2 separate regions of the Homo sapiens genome follow, and region 2 is linked to region 1. The links are chromatin contacts, found by Hi-C in ENCODE. All regions are on one chromosome and are shown on one strand. Each heading gives the region's core, a stretch centred on a gene start or an enhancer-like site at or near the end of the contact. The rest is flanking DNA. Distances are from core to core; before and after follow the strand shown.

Region 1 (4,723 bases), core at 1,310-3,809:
TGATGTGACTTAGACTTTAAACACTTTGGCAAAAACAGGAAAAATGATGTGGCCCTTCCAGTCCCTCCCAGAACATGATACAGCCTTGACCCGAGCCCTACAGTGATCTGAGCCTTTCTCACTCCTACTTAAGCCTCCTTGCCTACAACCCACATTCCCCGCCCCAGGTCCACATTCCCCGCCCCAGGTCCACATTCCCCGCCCCAGGTCCACATTCCCCGCCCCAGGTCCACATTCCCCGCCCCAGGTCCACATTCCCCGCCCCAGGTCCACATTAGCTCCTTCCTACCAGGCCCCCTCCAAGGGTCTATATCACTTTCCTTGTTTCACCAAAGTTGCCTATTTTTCCCAGCTGAGCAAAAGTCTATCATACCCTAATCAGAACTCAGAAAATTCCTGAAAGGAGAGCCAGACTGATCTAGGAAACTACACACAGAGATACCCGCAGGACTGGGAAGAAAGAGAGGTCTCACATAAGACCTTGCACCCCCAGCCTTCTAGCTTCGTAGATTCTCGAGGACTCGCCACAGACTCTGTGAGTAAGGGCTGGAGAATTCTAGATGGTGGCACAAGAAAAGGTGGAGGTGTGGGGAGCAGTTTCTTGTGCCTGGGAAGGACAGACACAAACTAATATCAGAAACTGCCTCCCCAGAGGCCAGTCATGACAGAAGACAGAGAACCCCTGCGGTTCATGCTCTGGGTCCATACCAAGCTTCGCTGGGGGCAGCCCATCTGCCGGCCATGTGTGCGGCTTTCGGGGCACGATGGAGAAGCTGAGTGCTCGTCTGGGCGCCAGTGTAGCCACATGATCAAGTGTGCGCGCAGGCAGGGCAAGTGCACACAAGAACCCCCCCTCCCCCTGGGAGCACCTGTTCCGGGTGCCTCAAATGCAACAGGCCAGGAACTTCGGGGCAGGGAAGTTACTGCCACAGCAAGGGAGCTCCTGGGGGCAGGAATAGGGTTTATCACCAATGTAAACACCCCTCAGGCCTGGTTGGGGGTGGGCACCAGATAAATGCCTACTAATAGTATAAGGAAGCAAAGACAAACACCCTTTCTCTCCTGTTTCTTACGTTTCAGCTAGGAAGAGTGGGGTGAGCCGTGGCCTGTCTGGGTACCTCTCCAAACTTCCTGTTCCAGGTACAGAGAGAAGACTCAAAAGGAAGGGAGGTGAATGCCCACTCCCCCACCTCCAAGTCCAAGAACATAACACCTACACGTACACAGGTACTCCCGTGACATACACTTTGACACGGCGGTGCAGATGCAGTGTTCTCTACATTGGGGCCAAGGCGCCTCTGTCCAGGGCCCTGACAGTTTCATCCCTGCCAGATCTGCGCTCCCTAGAGCGGGCGGCGTATACCCCACGCAACCCCAGCTCCGCGCGGGTTCCACGGGCTGCAGAGGCGCTGGACTGGGATGCTGCCCCTCCCACCCCCTTTGCCTATAGAGGGTACCGAAGGCCGGGGTGGGGGATGGGGAGAGGTGGAAAGGCAGGGGGTTCCCTCCGGTTCCCCTGGAGGCTGGACTTCCAGCAGAGGCGCCCCACCCCCACCCTCCACGGCGACCACTCTGCGTCGCAACAGACCGGACGGGCCGACCCGGAGGTGGCGCGGGCAGTACCAGGCCGCCGGCGGCGCCGCAGGCGCTGAGCGAGACGAGGGAGCCGGGGTGGCCGAGCACACGGCCCGAGTAGAAGCACAGCTCGGCGGGGCGGCCGCGGCGCCGGGCCGCGCCCGCCTCCTCCACCTCGAAGCCTCGGGACAGGAAGCGCAGGTCGCGGCGCAGCTGAAGGTACAGGTCGCGCCCGAAGGCCGGCAGGTGCAGCAGCAGGGCGCGCTCTCCGGGCCGGGCGCGCGGGGCGGCTGGGGGCGTGCGGGGGCGTCGCCGCCGTCGGGGCCCGGGGGCTGCGGGCAGCGGCGGCAGGTGCACGTCGTCGGGGCGCACCCGCCACGGGAGCACCACCTCCACGTCGGCCGCCGCGTCGCCGACAGCTGCGGGGAGAGAGGAGACGCGTCAGCGCGGCGGGGCCCGCCCGGACGCCCGCCCTCCCGCTGGCCGCCAGCCGCGCCAGCGCGGGGACAGCGCGACCCGGAGCCGGCGCTGCCTTCCCTTCCCTCGCCCGGCACCTCCACGCTGGCCCGCGCCACCCGGGGAGGGTCTCCGGCGCAGCCGCGCGAGCACCTCCCGGAACGGCGCCGCGCATCGGCGAGCGGAGACCCGGCGGCGGCGCGCCTGCCACGGAGCCACCCGATTCCCGTACTCCGGCCGCGGCCCGCGCCTCCTCCGCTCGGGCGCCGTCAGCGGTCCCGCCGCCGCCCCCGGGCCGCCAGGACGCCGCGAGAACGCAGAGGGAAGGTAGCCGCAGGACGCGGGGTGAAGAGGGCTGTGGGAGGGGGCGCTACCTGTGCCCGGGTCCAGTCCCCAAACCAGCAGCAGCAGCACGGGCAGGACGAGCGGAGGCAGCAGGGCGCCGTCACACATGGTACCCGGGACCGGCAGCCCCCCCGGACCGTGGCGGCGAAGCAGGAGCGCGCTAGGCGGCGGCGCCAGCCGGAGTGAAGCCCTCCAGCCTTTGGAAAAAGTAATTAGCGCTGCGGACAAACCCAACGTGGTAAACCCCAAGCCCCGCCTTCCCCTCGGAAGGCGGGAGGGGATTGGGCCCTCGCTTTCCTCCGCCCCGCCTCCTCCTTCCCTACTGGTTGGGATGGGTCGAAACCACAGTGCGTAGTTAGGTTGTCAGCGCTTTCTTACACGTGGTTTCTGGGCAGTGGCGGGGACACGGCACCAGGTGGCGCGCGGGAGCCGACCGGAGCCGTGGGACCCTGGAAGAGCTGGAGGATGCGGGGCTGGTCTTCAGAGCTTGTCCTCATTTTGGAACTCTCTCAGCCTGCTGCCCAGTTTCCCGGGAAGGTAGGGCGGAAATCGCCCCGGCCAAGCGGTTTCATCCAAAACTGCATATAATCTTTACATCTGAAGTTAGGTTTTAGTTGTTTGTGGCCGCAAAGACTCCCAGTCCACTTTCCCGCACACCTGAGTTAGCACCTGAAGGCTATATCCGCGGCGTTTATCCAAACTCTTCACACCTCCTGTCTTCTTTAATCCCACAGGAGCCAGTGCAACACGCATGCTCACACCCTCTTACAGACTGAAAAACTGAGGAAGAGAGAGAGCTTAAGGAAAAACGCTGAAGTTACCCAGAGAGTTCCTGTTGGAGCAGAGGCTAGAATTTGTGATCCTGATTTCTGGCTTGGTGCTTCTTATTAACAGCAGGATCCCCCCGCCCCGAGGGAAGCAGGACTCAGTGTTACAGGTTAGGAAACGGAGGCACAAAGTCCCAAAGCCTAGCCTTGAACGTGAGTCTCCCAGAAACAGAATGAGTTGATCCTTTCCTGCCACAATATAACTGAGGTCTGCAGGGAAGGTGACTCCATTAGCTTGCTGAATAGCATCTTGTAGAGGCTCATGCCTGTAATCCCAGCACTTTGGGAGGCCAAGGCGGGCGGGTCACGAAGTCAGGGGTTCCAGACTAGCCTGGCCAATATGGTGAAACCCTGTCTCTACTAAAAATACAAAAATTAGCCAGGCGTGATGGCGCACACCTGTAGTCCCAGCTACTCGGGAGGCTAAGGCAGAAGAATCGCTTGAACCCGGGGGGTGGAGGTTGCAGTGAGCCGAGATTGTGCCACTGCACTCCAGCCTGGGCAACAGAGCAAGACTCCATCTCAAAAAAACAAAACAAAACCAAACAAAACAAAAAAAACAATTAAGTGTAACCATAACCAATCTCAGGTTTCCCGTCCCTTCCCTGTCCTGCTCTTTTCCATTTTATCATAGCAGAAAGGTTATAGTTCCCCGCTGGATGCTGCTTGAAGCCTCGGAATCTAAATTCATCACAGGATTACATATCATCTGAAGGAATCTATAACACTGGCCACCTTCCCCGAAATATAATGAACCCCAAGGCTGAACAGTGACCCTCCACAGAGGCTTGCCACAAAAGGGGCTGCCCTCACTGCTTGGCACCTACAGTTCTGGGGGCATCTGCACAGGTCCTGCTCTTGGCCAGGCCTGGGGCTGTGTTTCTCCCCCTTGCCTCTGTCCAGGTCAACAACCTCAGATGACTGACAGCTCAGTAGCATTTTCTGGCAGCACAAGAAACCTTGGTGATTGAGGTGATGGACACCTCATTTACCCTGATGGGATTATTACTCATTGTATGGCCATATCAAAAAATTTCATGTATATACATTTTGTAAACATATACACCTACTACGTACTCACAAAATATTAATTTTTTTAAAGATATCACAGTAAGTTTCTTAGTGAATCTTTTTGTCAAAAAGAGCCATTTCTAAGGCCTGCCACTGAAAACCATGGAGTATGGGCCACACCACCTCACAAGCGCAAGTCAGCCTGAAGTAGCCATCACCAACCTATCAAGAACCTATCCAAGATGCTCAAATGCTAAAATTAGTCCATAGGGACATGAAAACTAAAACAGAAAGATACTATTTTATCTCCCAACTAACCAAAATTAAAGAGCTTAGAAAAATCAAGAATTAGAGAGGACACTCTCCTACCTAGGGGTGGAGAGTATAAATTGGCACAGCCACTCTGAGGAACAATTGGGCAAACTGTAAAATTAAAGTTTTACTTTTTAGTTTTAATAAAACTAAAAATGCACACATTCTACAACTCTGTAATTCCACGCTGGTTAATT
Region 2 (4,666 bases), core at 1,002-3,501, 140 kb before region 1:
AATCCCCGTGACCCAGGATGAGGGAAACTGAGGTTTGGAAAGGAAAGGTAACTCTCCCAAGGTCACCTGGATGGGCACTCCATGCTGCGATCCTACGCCAGATCTGTCTAACTTCAGCGCCTAGGGCTGGGACCAGGTGAGCCAGCCAGGTAAGACACCGAGGGTGCAAGGTTTAAGAGGCCCTGACTCCCCTCAGGCGATGCCCCTGCACCCGCACACCCTGAGAGGGAGCGCCTCCTCACAATGCGCATCCCGGGCGTGAGCCGGGGTCTGTGCTGGGTCTCGTGGACAGCACGCCCCGGAAGGCTGCACAGAATGTTCTGAAAAATGCTTCAGGAGCCCTTGAGAGAGGAAGACCCAGAGGAAGCGGAGCCAGCGCTGGGAGAGCCAGGGTCTTGAAGTCCTCAGTGAGCACCAGCCCACAAGCCAAACGTGTGTCTCCACACACACATGCTCGCACCTAAGGATCTCACCCTAACACAGGAAACCTGAACCACACACACCAGGAGAAACGCAATGCAGGGCAGTGGAGGCCGCATCCCAAGGATGGGTGGTGTTGGTGGGACGGCAGGCCAGCCACTGCAGGAGGGGCAGGTGTTTTCCAGGGGAAGAATGTGGCTTTGGCAGAGGGACGCATAGGATGACATGGAGCCCTTGGGTGCCGGCCCCTCTGGGGAATGCTGGGAGGGCAGCCACAGCAGGGGTGGGGAGGGCGAGCCCATGCCGGCCGCACTTCTGGGGGCTGACTCTCCAGGGCTCCCCACCACAGTACTCCCCGCACCCAGGAAAGACATGTCTCGCCCCGCAGGGACCACAGGGCTTATCTCAACAGGGCTCGCTAGGAAACCTGACATCCGCCCTCCCGTGGGCGTTTAACCCCGAAGGCAGTTCCTCGATATGCCCCTGTGTGACACGCAAGCGGATGGTGGCATGGGGTGGCTATAGGAGCTCAGTGCTCCCCTGGCTGTGCAGTCACATTGGGGGTTGGTGGGCAGTGGCTCTGCTGGCATAGCGCCATGGGGCGGATGACGGCTAAATACAGCTGGACTCTGCCCGTCAACTCCATGCCCTGGATGGGCTGTGGCCACCAGGAAGGAGCACTTGCTCTCCCCCATGGGCTGTCCCTCTGTCGAGCTGCACCTGCTCTCCCCCATGGGCTGTCCCTCTGTCGAACTGCACCTGCTCTCCATGGGCTGTCCCTCTGTCGAGCTGCACCTGCTCTCCCCCATGGCTGTCCCTCTGTCGAGCTGCACATTGCTCCTTTCCAAGGGCTCCTTCCATGAACTTGCCTGAGGTGTCTCAGGAGGGAAGGAGTTGGCAGAGGGCAGGAGAGAATGGGACAGGGGAACCATTTCATTAAAAATGACCCCTCCTTCCTGCCCCCAAAGAGCTAAACCAACATCCTCTTTGCTGATGTCCAAATCAAACTGGTGCAGAGTTCAGCCATACACAGGGTGGTCCCTCTGATGTGGTGTGGCTCTGTGTCCCCACCCAAATCTCATCTCAAATTGTAATCCCCATGTGTCAGGGAGGGACCGGGTGGGAAGTGATTGGATCATGGGAACAGTTTCCCCCACGCCGTTCTTGGGACAGTGAGTTAGTTCTCATGAGAGCTGATGGTTTTAGGAGTGTTTGGTAGTTCTTCCCCTCCCCCCTCTCTCCTGCTGCACTGTGAAGAAGGTGTCTGCTTCCCTTTCCCCTTCAGCCATGATTATAAGTTTCCTGAGGCCTCCCCAGCCATGCAGAACTGAGAGTCAATTAAACCTCTTTCCTTTATAAACTACCCAGTCTCAGGTAGTATCTTTATAGCAGCATGAAAACAGACTAATACATCCTCCTTCCTCATCCGCTCCAAAAGGCGCAGAGGAAGCTCACATGGCCTGGCTCCGCAGAGGTGCGGCTCCAGGGCTCATGTTTCACACACTGGGCCCAGGTACCTCATTGTGGGTCTATTTTTATTTGGAAACATGCAATGTGCTTAGTTAAAAATAAATAAAGAACAAATTAAATGTTATTTTGCCTCAAGATGGTTTTGTGGCCACGTGGATGTCACAACCCAGCAATGCAGACTATTAAAAAAAACAACACGACAACCAGAAAGGATGTGATGTGGTTTCTCGGTGCCTTCAAGGTCATTATTCTGGGTTTTGTTTAAAAATGTTTTGTGGGTTGCTTTTACAAGTCTACCAGTGAGTAGATGGAATACTGCTACACAGCCCTGATGGTATGTGCACGCGGCCCACGTGGGTGCACGCACACGCTCAGACACACACCCAGCAGTGCCCGCCCAGCCCTGGCTGCAGCCCCTCTGGGTCAATGAATCAATTAGAAACAATCAGATCTGCACGCCCTGGAGAAGTTGCCTGGTGAGGGGGAAGGGAGACATAATAAGGCCAGATGTGCTGAGCTTCCTGTCCTGAGTGTGCCCACCACGGGCTCTGATGCAGAACCGGCAGACCTCAAATGCCACACAAACACATCCCCCCTGGCCTCAGCCACACTCAGCACTCGGAGAAGGCAGCCCTGACTTTCCACTCTAATTAGGTAACGTGCAATGCTAGTGGAACAGTGAAGCAAGGAGCCTTCCAATAATTGCATTTTAATTTTTCCAAGGTGCAGATGATTTTTTTTTAACTAGAAAACAAAGAATCAGTTTATTTACAAGAAATGCTCTTGCACAAAGGTGGATCAAGGTCGAGTGCTTTTAATGATTTATTCCAGTCGTGACCAGCCTGGTCATAAAACTGAGCAAGGAAAAACACATAAAAGAAACAGCTCCTGATAACAGAGCACAAGACCTGTGTGTTTATGAGAGATGAGGTGGAAATGCTTAGAATGCACAAAACAAAGTCTGGAGAAAATCCCAGGTTGTTGTAAAATAAGAGCTGTGGGGGGAGTAAACAGTAATTAAGCCATCCAGCTTCGCAGAAAACAAAGCCCACCACTATTCCATGTTTCTAAAAAGAAACTGCAGTCTAGGGAAGACAGAGCCCTGGAGACTCAGAGATACCCCCACCGTCTCAGGCTGCAGAAGGCACCAAGCTGGGAAAACCCGCCAAATCCCCATATGCTGGTGCTTGTCAAGAAATGAGGAAAAACCAGTTTTCTCTGTATTGATTTATTAAAAACTGAGGTCTGTGACAAAGCTCTGCTAATTTCAGTGCTGACACTGTGGAACCTTCTGAGTTAACTGGAATTGCCTTATGCTGGGGAGAGGCTTTTAGACCCTGCAGTGGTGCTTTCACATCCAGCCTTCTATGATTTAAAATTCTCCACAGATCACAGAACTTATTTAAAAATTTTTAAAAACATCAATTCCACATGTTTGCATAGTTTCTCGTAACAAAACGGAGGCAGAAAGGCAACTGGAATTTATTAGTCGTGCCTCTAATGGGCTTGACTGCTCTGAACACTCGACCCTCCCTTGCTTGGCAGGCATGACTGGTCCCATTTTATAGATGGGGAAACAGAGGCTCCACTACACCCCTGACAACAAGCGTGTGCTTGTGTCCTAAATGGTGGCTCACTCCAACTCTACTATACCCCTGACAACAAACACACTCTTGAAAAAATCTGAAACACAGAGGGTAAAAATGAAGGGGTGTGGGCCAGGTGCGGTGGCTCATGCCTGTAATCCCAGCACTTTGGGAGGCTGAGCTGGGAGGATCGCCTGAGGTCAGGAGTTCAAGACCAGCCTGGCCAACATGGTGAAACCCTGTCTCTACTAAAAATACAAAATTGGTTGGGTGTGGTGGCCCACGCCTGTAATCCCAGCACTTTGGGAGACCGAGCAGGCGGATCATGAGGTCAGGAGATCGAGACCATCCTGGCTAACATGGTGAAACCCCATCTCTACTAAAAATACAAAAAATTAGCCGGGTGTGGTGGCAGGTGCCTGTAGTCCCAGCTACTTGGGAGACTGAGGCAGGAGAATGGCATGAACCTGGGAGGTGGAGCTTGCAGTGAGCCGAGATCGCGCCACTGCACTCCAGCCTGAGAGACAGAGCAAGACTCTTTCTCAAACAAAACAAAACAAAACAAAAACAAAACAAAAAAACACCCAAATTAGCCAGGCATGGTGGCAGGTCCCTATGGTCCCAGCTACTCTGGAGGCTGAAGCAGGAGAATCACTTGAACGCGGGAGGTAGAGGTTGCAGTGAGCTGAGATCCATCACTGCACTGCAGCCTGGGTGACAGACCAAGACTCTGTCTCAAAAAAAAAAAAAGAAGGGGTGTAATGAATTCTTCTGACACCTGGAGAAGCTCATTTAATTTATCGAGAGAAGAGGCTCCCATCCACTAGCTCTGTGACCCATCTTCCCATCCATGCCAGCACAACACAGGTGCTCATTTGTCTTCTTTCCTTTCCTTTTCTCAGTAGAAGCATAATTTTGTAGACAAAATTGGGTGAAGAGACTTAATTAGTTCTTTTTCAGTAGAAAACTACATGATAGAAGCTCATAACTCTTTATCTAGGGGCTGACCACTCGACTCTCTCTAGACTTAAGGAATAAACAACAAACAACTGTATAAACTCTGGTTGATGCAGTAAGTTGTTGCATATAAGCCATCTGCAGCTGGTGGCCTTGCTGCCCATTAGTCCAACCTTACAGGGTCTGCCTTTGAGAGAGATGGCTCAGTTTTTCCCACCAACTGCTCAACTACC

Evidence for each region. A loop is a pair of places that touch in the nucleus more often than their neighbours do. Pooled maps may share reads with other maps.
Region 2: a map of OCI-LY7 shows a loop between it and region 1 (2.5-fold over the local background). The contact joins the enhancer-like site here to the promoter of ADAMTS17 in region 1. A Hi-C loop is called at or near these places in 12 of 168 maps with a recorded cell type or tissue (Caco-2, OCI-LY7, adrenal gland and 8 more) and 16 of 50 pooled maps.

Annotation. Positions count from the first base shown.
Region 1 is chr15:100,339,416-100,344,138 of GRCh38, forward strand. It overlaps ADAMTS17 (ADAM metallopeptidase with thrombospondin type 1 motif 17), which reads right to left and starts at 2,560. Exons shown (of 22, transcript NM_139057.4): 1 at 2,406-2,560; 2 at 1,624-1,994. The coding sequence starts at 2,484. RefSeq lists an enhancer at 894-1,412.
Region 2 is chr15:100,199,685-100,204,350 of GRCh38, forward strand. The region is part of intron 7 of ADAMTS17 (ADAM metallopeptidase with thrombospondin type 1 motif 17); the gene reads right to left. Among named protein-coding and RNA genes, the nearest start is that of ADAMTS17, 140 kb to the right of the region's middle. RefSeq lists enhancers at 1-732, 733-1,498, 2,270-2,807. Within about 2 kb of position 2,252, at least 5 of the 41 ENCODE cell types and tissues checked have a DNase peak (open chromatin) inside an H3K27ac peak, as active enhancers do; they include OCI-LY7, adrenal gland and body of pancreas, where a contact is called at or near this core.